Regions from separate parts of the Mus musculus genome. Here all the other regions are linked to region 1. A link is a loop called in an ENCODE intact Hi-C map of the cell type or tissue named here. Cell type or tissue: heart. All regions are shown on one strand. Each heading gives the region's core, and the rest is flanking DNA. Links, peaks and the distances in the headings are about the cores only.

Region 1 (3,041 bases), core at 347-2,846:
TCTTGCTCCAAGTCCAAGTCCACTGGAGATATTGTCCAAGGGAGCAAATGGTCCAGCCCATGAGTCAAGCTTTGCTGATGAGATGTAAGATGATACCACAGTTTGCACTATCTGGGGTTCCAGCCTTGATAGGAGGTATTGTCAAAGGAGCAAATGGTCCAGTTCATGAGTCTTCAGGTTTAGCTGATGGGATATAAGATAACATCAGAGTTAGCACAATCTGGATCCCAGGCTTCCTTGCTCCCCTGTCCTCATTCTCAGGAAGTCTGTAGCTTAATGACAAGGTGGCCCCTATCTTCCACATTCACACTGCTGAAGCTTAGTACCCAGAAGACACTGCCTGGGTTGCTTCTCATTGGCCAGACTTGGGTCATACCCTAATCTCAGGCAATCTCTCAGTCCAGAAGGCATGAAGGCTTTAGCCAGCAGAGCTAGATCTCATGTACATCTTGGGCCTGCAGTGGGGGAGCTAAGACCAAGAGGGTGGTCCACCTGAGTCCTTGAATTGGATATGGCAAGAATCCCAAGCATCAGGGACCTAGAAGTTTGCCTGCAGAGGATCCAGCCACAACTGGAACCTGGATATAAGCAGAGGATGCAGTCATGGAACCTATGTCTACATAGTCCTCAGTGCCCATATCAGAACCACTAGGTGTCAGTGCTTCCTTGTGCTATCGGCCACTTGCTACACACTGCTTACTGGATGACGAAGCCTCCTGTAGGGCAAAGGGCAAAATCACATCATCAATGGGTCCTGCCTTCCTGGGTCTCCACTCATCCATGGGCTCTAGGATAAGGTCTGTCCAGGAGGAAGCCTCTCATCCCAAGGAAAAGCTGCCTGGTAGCATCTTTTGTTTGGTTGGTTTTGGTTTTGCCTTATTCATACAGAAAGTAGGCTTTCCAGCTCCAAGGGCCCACTGAGCACCTATGGGCAGACAGGAATGGAAGCCTCCAGTCCTCTCTGTCCCTAAGCCTGGACAGTCTTAGTAGTTGTGAGCACAGAGGTTCTGAGTGCCCACCTAGGGACCACGGACCCTTTTATTATGTGGGGTTTGCTACAGTAACCCCAGAGATTGAGATGGCACCAAGCATTTGGGACACAGAGGAGTGGAAGCTGGAACTCCAAGGTGCTCAGCAGGCCTATTTGAGAAGGTGACATTTGAGATGATAGCATTGGGGAAGGGAAATGACACCATGGGCATCAGACAGGTTAAACAAAGGCCCTGAGGCTTGATAAAGTCCTCTGCTTTGTGGACAGAAGGATGCCAGTGTGCCTGTGGCAGAGTAGCAGACCCAGTATCGGGACATGAGTCCAGAGAAGTAGGCCAGGGTCTTCCTGTTACATGCTCTATGGCCCTTGCCTGGATAACAGGCCCCACTGAGGCTCTGCAGCCAGAAGTAGCAGAAGGCGTTGACATTATCTGAGAGGGGCCAGCAAAGTAGCCTGAGCATGGCAGAAGCTGACTGCAGGCCTGAGGAGAAACCCAGCGTCCCCTAACCAACCCCCCCCCCCCCCCCCCCCCCCCCCCCCCCCGCCGCCGCCAAGTTTCACTGCTATGGAACCAGCCATATGGGGTTTCTTACTTTCCCTGATATTGAGGCAGCCAAACACTGCCCTCTGCTGGTATGCCTGTGTATAACACTCAGAGCTTTTCTGAGACCTGACAGCATCTAAGTCTCCTTCTGCAACTGCTCACTCAGTCTTCATTGTTTCCCTTAGCTCTAGACAGGTCTCTCTTCCCCTTTACTCCCTTCCAAGCTGTTTCTTCTGACCAGGCATAGTACAGAGTAGTTTAACCCTAGAGCAGCACTTATCATGAACTCTGCCTTGCCTCTGAGCCTCAAGACACAGGAAACACAAAAATAGCCCTCCTGCTTTAGGATGGCCCAGTCAGGATTCCCCCTAGTCCTGCCTACTCTCAGCCACCTAAGCCACCCCTTCCTTCTCATCTTCCATGGTGAAGTTGAACTCCAAAGGATGCCCCCAGGGGAGTGACAGAGTCTAGGTCCTCCACAGAACATGTGACTCTCAGGCGTCACCCTCTGCTTGTCTTCACCTCTGTTCTGGACATATCTATAGCACCTGGGTTACAGGAGAGGACAGGGGTCTAGGTATGAAGTGTAGCAGAGCAGAGCAGGGCAGTCCAAGAGGCCATGGGGTCAGGCTGTAACCCAGCAGGAGTGACTCAACTATAGCAATTAAGCTTTGCTATGGCCTTCCAGGACCCTCCTTAGTTCTGACTTGCTTCTGTAGTAGCTGCAAAGCTTTTTGTCTGGAAGGGTAGGAAGCCAGGAAGAAAGGGGGGAAGAGAGGTGGGCCCATGGTAGAAACATAAGACCAAGAATATTCATTCCTTGGTATCTGAAAGCCGGCCCACTCAAGCTCCACATATGAATACAACATGGGTATTCATGTTGAATGACATCCATGTTCCACAACATCTCTGGTAGGTCTGGATGGGCTGTAAATATCTTACAGTATCTAGTTCTGCTGTGTGGATTAAGGTAAAGACGGAAATCTGGCTTGTTCTGCACAGATATGGTGTCTTTAGGGAATATGTCCAGTCTGGCTGAGTCCAGGAATGCCGAGCCTACAAGAGCCCACACTCTTAAGTAAGAGAGCAGGCCCCCAGGCCTCACTCCAACCTGGGTCATAGAATCCATGTATTTGTTTATCTATCCAGTGTCCAGTGAGGACCAACTGTGTGCTGGACACAGGGAAAGCTTTGGAGCCAATCAGTGAATCCAGACATGGTTTTCCAGCCCCCTTCAACCCAAGGTGATACCCTCTGAGAATGACAGTGGGCCTGTGGGTGGTGCTACAGAGAGAGGTGGTGAGGGGCTGCAGGGGCTGGGGTGGGAGGGGGACCTTGCTGGACCCATGTTGAGTGAGCCAGAGACCCAAATGATAAATGGTGATGGACAGCTTTGGAGATGGCAGAAATTAAATGAAGGGGGTTGTGGTTAGGCCAGGGTATCTAGTGATTACTGCAGCCCTCGAACAGAGAAAGTTCAAGTCAGCCAGGGGGCACAAATGAGTT
Region 2 (3,041 bases), core at 244-2,743, 61 kb before region 1:
CACTCACGTTCACTCTGGGAAGCCAATGAGTTAATTGGGCTTCCTTACAGAGCTTAGGTGTGAAGTTACTTACAAGATTATGGGTGCTCCCACTCCAAGAAAGTCCACACTGGAAAGTCTTGCCTCAGCAGGGATGATGGCTTCCCCATAGGCACATAGATGGAGCCCTCTTCCCTTAGTCTTCTCCATTTTATATATCCTGGCTCCTCCCTGAGTTCCTGAGGACACATGCTGTTGGCCTCATTGCATATAGCTGGTTGGGAGGAATGGCTGGCTACTCAGGTAAGGGTCCGATGACCCTCCCCACACCTCCTTCTCTGAGGGAATGCCAGCCATGATAATATTTAGCAAGTGGGTCCTGATGATCTGATGAGAATGGTAGCACATTGGCTTGGAGGATAGTTCTGTACAATAGCAAGGAAGGGTGACATGAATGTGGGCACCGCCCTGTGACATTGCTGCTGCAAATGTTCTGAAGCATTCCACGGTAAATCCATGGGAAACATCCTGGTAAATAAGGCAGACCCTACCTACCCTCTCCAAGCAGAAGGCAGGAAGCAGATAGACAACTAGGATAGCTTGCTTCAGAGTATGATGTGTCCCTGTAAAGACAGGTGGGGGAATGTGGTGTGGAATCATAATTAGATTGAGCAAGCTATTGAGAGGAGAACATAGGGAGGGTCTGGATCCTAGGAGGTGGTATCTGGAATGGAGTGTGAATGATAGAAGAGAAGTGTTTAATTCAAGAGCCAGGAGCAGCTCCCGGGCAGGCGGACAGCAGTTTCTAAGTTGGGATGCCAGCAGTTGGGGACAGAGTAGAGTGTGTGTGGCTGAAACAGGCAACCAGAGGTATTATCAGACTCCTAAGAGGCAGGGGAATAGAGGGGAGCAGATCTGAGTCTCCTGGCTGTGAGCATTGGGGTAGAATTTGGATTGAATGTTCAGGGCAAAGTGTTCCAGAGTGGATGGAGAGGGGCAAACCTTGGTCTGAGAGGCTGAGGGAGCATATGAGTAAGGCTGGCACAGAACATAGTCAGCTGCAGCACTTCCACTACGGCAAAAGATGCGTAGGAAAGCCAGTGTGCCATGGACTTGAAGAGTTTAACAGCAATGACCTCGTGTGGCAGATTACACTTGATTTTTACTTGTTTTTCTTAGGCTAAGACTGGTGGTAGCTTCAGGCTTGAATTTATACTAATCCTGGCACTTCCCTGCAGACGGCAGAATCCCTTCTTGCCTATGGGGGATTATTTGTGGGTGTTAGAACTGTACTCAAGGGGATCAAGTTTGGATTCCCCATATCAGAGAACAGACCAGCCTGAACAACTTACCCACCCGGCTGTTGCCATGGAATCCCAGACTGTGACGTATAAGCATGGACCCTGGTGTCAGCTGTTATGTGAAAAGCAGACACTTGTATCTTCTGCCACCCAGAGGCTCTTTCTATGCTACCCTGTGTTGCTCATGTGGATCTCCTTGTTTGTATAGGCATTTATTCAGAGTTGCAGAGCCCCCATGGAGACCACAGCTGTCTTGGAAATAAAGATTTCAGTTTGCAGGGGCTGAAGTCTAGTAAGGCTCACAAGGACTGGACATGCCAGTGTATACCAGCCTGAGCAGCCAACTACCAGCACCTGGCCTTCTTTGCTTGCTGAAGCCCTGAACAGGTGAAGCATGGCAACAACTTGATACTAGCTGGGCTGACCCACCTTCTCCACTTTGTCCTTGTCCTTCCCCATTCAAATCACTGCTCACCTCCTGGTCTCTCAGACAACATAAACTATAGCATCCAGAACCTCAGCACATGCACAGTGAATGGATCATCTTGGCCTTAAGACCTGTCAGCAAGTGTGAGGTTAGCTGCTGTGACCTATCACCTGTTCCCTTCAATTTTGAAATCCATCCTTTTCTGAGTGCTTATCTTGTTTGGAAGGAGCCAGTAGGTTCAGGAATGCTTTTGATCTTCTGCTGCCTCTTCTCATGTTCATTGATGACAGAACCATAGTCAAGTACACACTTACTACATACCACACAGGCACAATGCATATCCCTCCACATACATTTATACCTATGTAGCCATCAAACACACATATGAATTGGCATGTATGTATGCTAATGTGCATATTTATGCAAAACAAAGACATGGACCCATACCCATACAGGAACACATGCCTACCTTTAAGCTTACATATTACTCTTCATGCATAGATGCATGCCCATATGGGCACATGCATGTATATACCTACACATGAATCACAGAGAGCTCATCTTCCTCAGAGTTTCCACAGCTTTCAACTTTTTGTTTCTCTATTGGCTGCTTTTGTTCCTGAAGTAGCAGTGCAACTCAACTCAGGGCCATCTTGCAAATGTGAGATGAGGAATGAGCTGTTTTGCCATAACTTCCCACCACAGATATGTCTTGACTTGCTCCATGTCAGGCCCATGTGTGGTCCAGCTCTTCAAATGCTGAAGTTGTTTCAGAAGTCTCCACTATCTTTGTAAGCTCTATAATCAGCCACAGAGCAGCCACAAAGCAGCTTCATAGCTGGAACACCATATAGTCTCCCTTTTACCTGCAGACAGGTGGCAAATAACACAGCTTGTTGGCAGCTACACCTGGGCTTTCTCTTTATTATATTCTTGAAGACTAATTGTTTTTTTTTCCCTTCTAAAATCCATATGGAAACTAAGGCTCACACAGGCTAAATTACTTTAGAATCCACATGGAAGCCAATCTGGAGCAGTACTGGGTGGTATCCTAGACAGACCGGCATCTAAGAGCTCTGCTTTGTTACCTGGCATCTCCTGGCTTTGCAGCATCCGAGGTTGCTAGGGCTCCTGTCTGAGATGGCCTTGCTGAAACTCAGCAACATAACAAGAAGTCCCTGGGGCTGCACAGTGGACATGATGGGCATTTACTGAGTGGATAGGCAGCAGTGAAGAGCCTCAAGTGGGAGCTAGGTGGAAGCTGCCTTCCGTGTGCTATGAGGGAGGTAATGGAAGAAGCCATGTGTAAATCATCTATGGCTGCATGATACAGG
Region 3 (3,041 bases), core at 244-2,743, 190 kb after region 1:
GAGGTTGCCTCTGGGAGAGGCCAATATTCTGACCTGGACGACAGGAGGAATACACCTATTCACTAATGGACAAGGGCATACAGCCCAGCCAGGGCTGCCCAGTTGACAGGCGATGTAGAGTCTGAACTCAGTCCACATAAGAGGCTGCCTGTCTCAGAGAAGCTCACTAAATCCTGGACTACAGTACCGAAGAGACAGCTGTATACCCAGCCTTCCTTCTTGCCTGAGCCTACCTTGCCCTCATCTGTTTCTGCCTTGGGTACCGTGACTTCAGTTCACAGTGAAAAGGGCCTAAATGAGCTGAGCCCACAGAGGGCCTGGCAGGAGGAGGCACAGTGTAAGAGGGGCATGAAGGGCTCTGTCAAAGACTGAGATAGGACAGGTTAAGCAGCAGGGGCAGGACTAATGAGGGTCTTTTCAGGCAGGAATGATCCATCAGGTCCCAGGGAGGTTAAGTGAGGTCACTGGAAGAAAGCAAAGGTGGGGTGTGCCCACCTGGGGAGCATCAGTGACCCAGAGAAACATGTGGGTAGGAAGAGGCCACTAGCAAACGTGGGGCATGACTAACACTGAGTACACTCAGCCCCCTAAGAATTTGGCTTAGAAAGTAGGCAGCGGGGAAGCCGCAGGAACCACAGACCTAAAGGCATCTCTGGGTAGGTATGGTGGCTCCCTAGGATGCTCTTCACTATGCCACAGATACCGTCTGCTGGACAGATGGGTGGCCACATAGACAACTGTCCTCCAAAGTCAGTCTAGAGTACAGGGACCAGGCTCAGTGGCCTCCCGCTTCCTACCCAGAAAGGCGGGCCCCAGATCCACAGGGGAGCGGGGAAGGAGAGACATTGAGGTGATGCTCCAAGACTCACTCACCTGAACCACAGCGAGGTTGCTGCTGATGATTTTGTACCTCTCCTGGCGGTCATCGATTTGCCCAGTGTTGGCCTAGCACACAGAGACAAGGGCAGCGGCGTCAGGCTGGTGGATCTGGAGATGCCAGTCCTTCTGGACATAGCCAGCCCCTCTCTCAGGAAACAAATCAGAACAGATTACTCTATTAAGCTTTCTAGATGGTGACCTACTTCCCCCCTTTAACATGTATTTCCTTTCTCTCTCTCTCTCTCTCTCTCTCTCTCTCTCTCTCTCTCTCTGTGTGTGTGTGTGTGTGTGTGTGTGTGTGTGTGTGTGTGTGTGTGTGTGTGTGCGCGCGCGCACATGTAAGTATAAATGCCTGAGGAGTCCAGAAGACAAGGTTAGAGTCCCTGAAGCTTGTTACTGGAAGTTGTGAGCTGCCTAGTGTGGGTGCCTGGAACGAAATCCGGGTTTTCTGCAAAAGCAGTGTGCTCTCCTAACTGGTGAGTCAGCTCTCCAACCGTTTATGAATTGACCTAGACACCACCCCCCGACCCCGTTGCCACCCCCAAATAATTAAAATTATATTAATTTTCTGTGCATGGCTGTTTTGCCTGTGCTGTGTCTGGGCACTATGAATATGTAGTGCCTGTGAAGGCCAGAAGAGGGTGTCAGGTTCCCTGGGACTTGAGTTACAGATGCATGTGAGTTTCTCTGTGGATGCCAGGAACCAAACCCAGATCTTCTGGGATTCTCTGGAAGAGCACCAAGCTGTTTCTTCTGTTCCCGGCCTGGCCTCTTTTATGGAGAAACAGCACTATACAACTATAGTTGGAGACGCTGACATTCCACAGTGAGCCATGCACACAGCAGGTGTCCATCTCTGGCCCTTCTTCATCAGCGTTGGAACTCTTTTGCTCAGGCCCTTGAACACAATATACCTTGGACACACTACTGTCCTTTTCATGTGCAGGATGCCAATGGCCACTGGAGAAAGGGGATGCCCTCTGTATTAACAGGAGGGTAACACCACAACCCCTGGGGGATGCCTGGAGGAGAGGAGCAGAGCTGACCAAGGTAGGACCTGTGTTGGCTACAGAGCCAAGTGCAGACAGCCACAATGAAAGGGGACAGGAGGGATATAAGAACAGAGGCAGTTAATGGGCAACTGAGAGCCCCTCCTTCTTCCTGCCTCAGAATCCTCCTTTGAAGCCGTACTACCCACTGATGCATTCATGTGTATGTGCCAGGGACTGGGGAGTATGGCCTAGGGTCCAGACAGCAGCATGCAGACCCTGGGGAGTAGGGACACAGAAAGTTGGAGGAAAGTGCATAGGGGCACTGCGCTGGTCCCTCAGCAGCTCAGGGTGGCAATGGAAAAACAGTACAAAACTTGAGAGGAGACAGGAACAGCCTGTGAGACACCAAAGCCCAACCACGCCCATGTGGGTGGAGACTCTAGTCCCCAAGCGAACCACCCAGAGGGGCTAACACTGAGGGGAACATTCTGTCCCCAAATTGCAAGTGACCTGAGCCATACAACTGCCACTTACAGACGTGGAGAGCCGAGACGCCAGCGTCATTTCCAGGTTTCCCTTCAGACCGACGAGGGGTGGCACCAACGTCATCAGGTCTTTAACATCTTTGAACACTGGCCAGTGCTGGAAGAGAAGGCAGAAGGAGATGAGGCCAAAGACAGCTCGGCAGATATCTGCAGAGAACCTTCAGTCAGTGACCTTGCATGCCCTGTGAATCAGCCTGGAAGACCGAGCAGTGTCCTAAATGCCTTATTTATTTTGAGACAGGGTCTCCATGCATTGCTCAGGGTACCCTGGAACTCACTCTGTAGACCAGGCTGGCTTTGAACTCATAGAGATCTGCCTGTCCTCTGCCTCCTGAGTGCTGGGATTAAAGGCGTGTGCTGCCCATAACTGGCCTAAATCGTTTAAAGTGAAAAACTTAAAGTGTTTTAAGTAAACAGGACACTTTAAATATCATTAACCGAATCAGCAGCTGAGGCCTCCAGTGGGCCCCCTCCTGCCTCCTATCCTCAGAGGCCAGGAAAAAGGCAGGGCTAGACTGGAGGCCAGTAGTCTGGCCCAGCGCCGCCTGAAAATGTGCCAGTGTGCAGCAACAGCTTTGTAGACATTGGATCAAGTCACCAATTCAGTTATTTCTCCTAATTTGGG

What was found. A loop is a pair of places that touch in the nucleus more often than their neighbours do. Peaks named below come from ENCODE experiments on the same cell type or tissue, not always from the same donor. Only the 100,000 strongest peaks of a DNase experiment are listed, where the experiment ranks them.
Region 2: a loop joins it to region 1, with 4 times the contacts of the local background. A loop is called at or near these places in 4 of 42 quality-filtered maps.
Region 3: a loop joins it to region 1, with 2.2 times the contacts of the local background. A loop is called at or near these places in 2 of 42 quality-filtered maps.

The regions. Positions count from the first base shown.
Region 1 is chr6:90,817,743-90,820,783 of GRCm38, reverse strand. It overlaps a transcript of Iqsec1 not described here. Among named protein-coding and RNA genes, the nearest start is that of Iqsec1, 9.1 kb to the right of the region's middle. In heart, for the core only: CTCF peaks have their summits at 647 (motif pointing right) and 1,651 (motif pointing left); no DNase peak of the experiment used is centred there; H3K27ac peaks cover 335 bases.
Region 2 is chr6:90,878,948-90,881,988 of GRCm38, reverse strand. It overlaps a transcript of Iqsec1 not described here. Among named protein-coding and RNA genes, the nearest start is that of Iqsec1, 70 kb to the right of the region's middle. In heart, for the core only: a CTCF peak has its summit at 1,426; no DNase peak of the experiment used is centred there.
Region 3 is chr6:90,624,284-90,627,324 of GRCm38, reverse strand. It overlaps Slc41a3 (solute carrier family 41, member 3), which reads right to left. Exons shown (of 11, transcript NM_027868.2): 3 at 2,406-2,513; 4 at 874-945. Among named protein-coding and RNA genes, the nearest start is that of Slc41a3, 21 kb to the right of the region's middle. In heart, for the core only: a CTCF peak has its summit at 1,505 (motif pointing right); a DNase peak (open chromatin) is centred at 2,284; H3K27ac peaks cover 1,736 bases.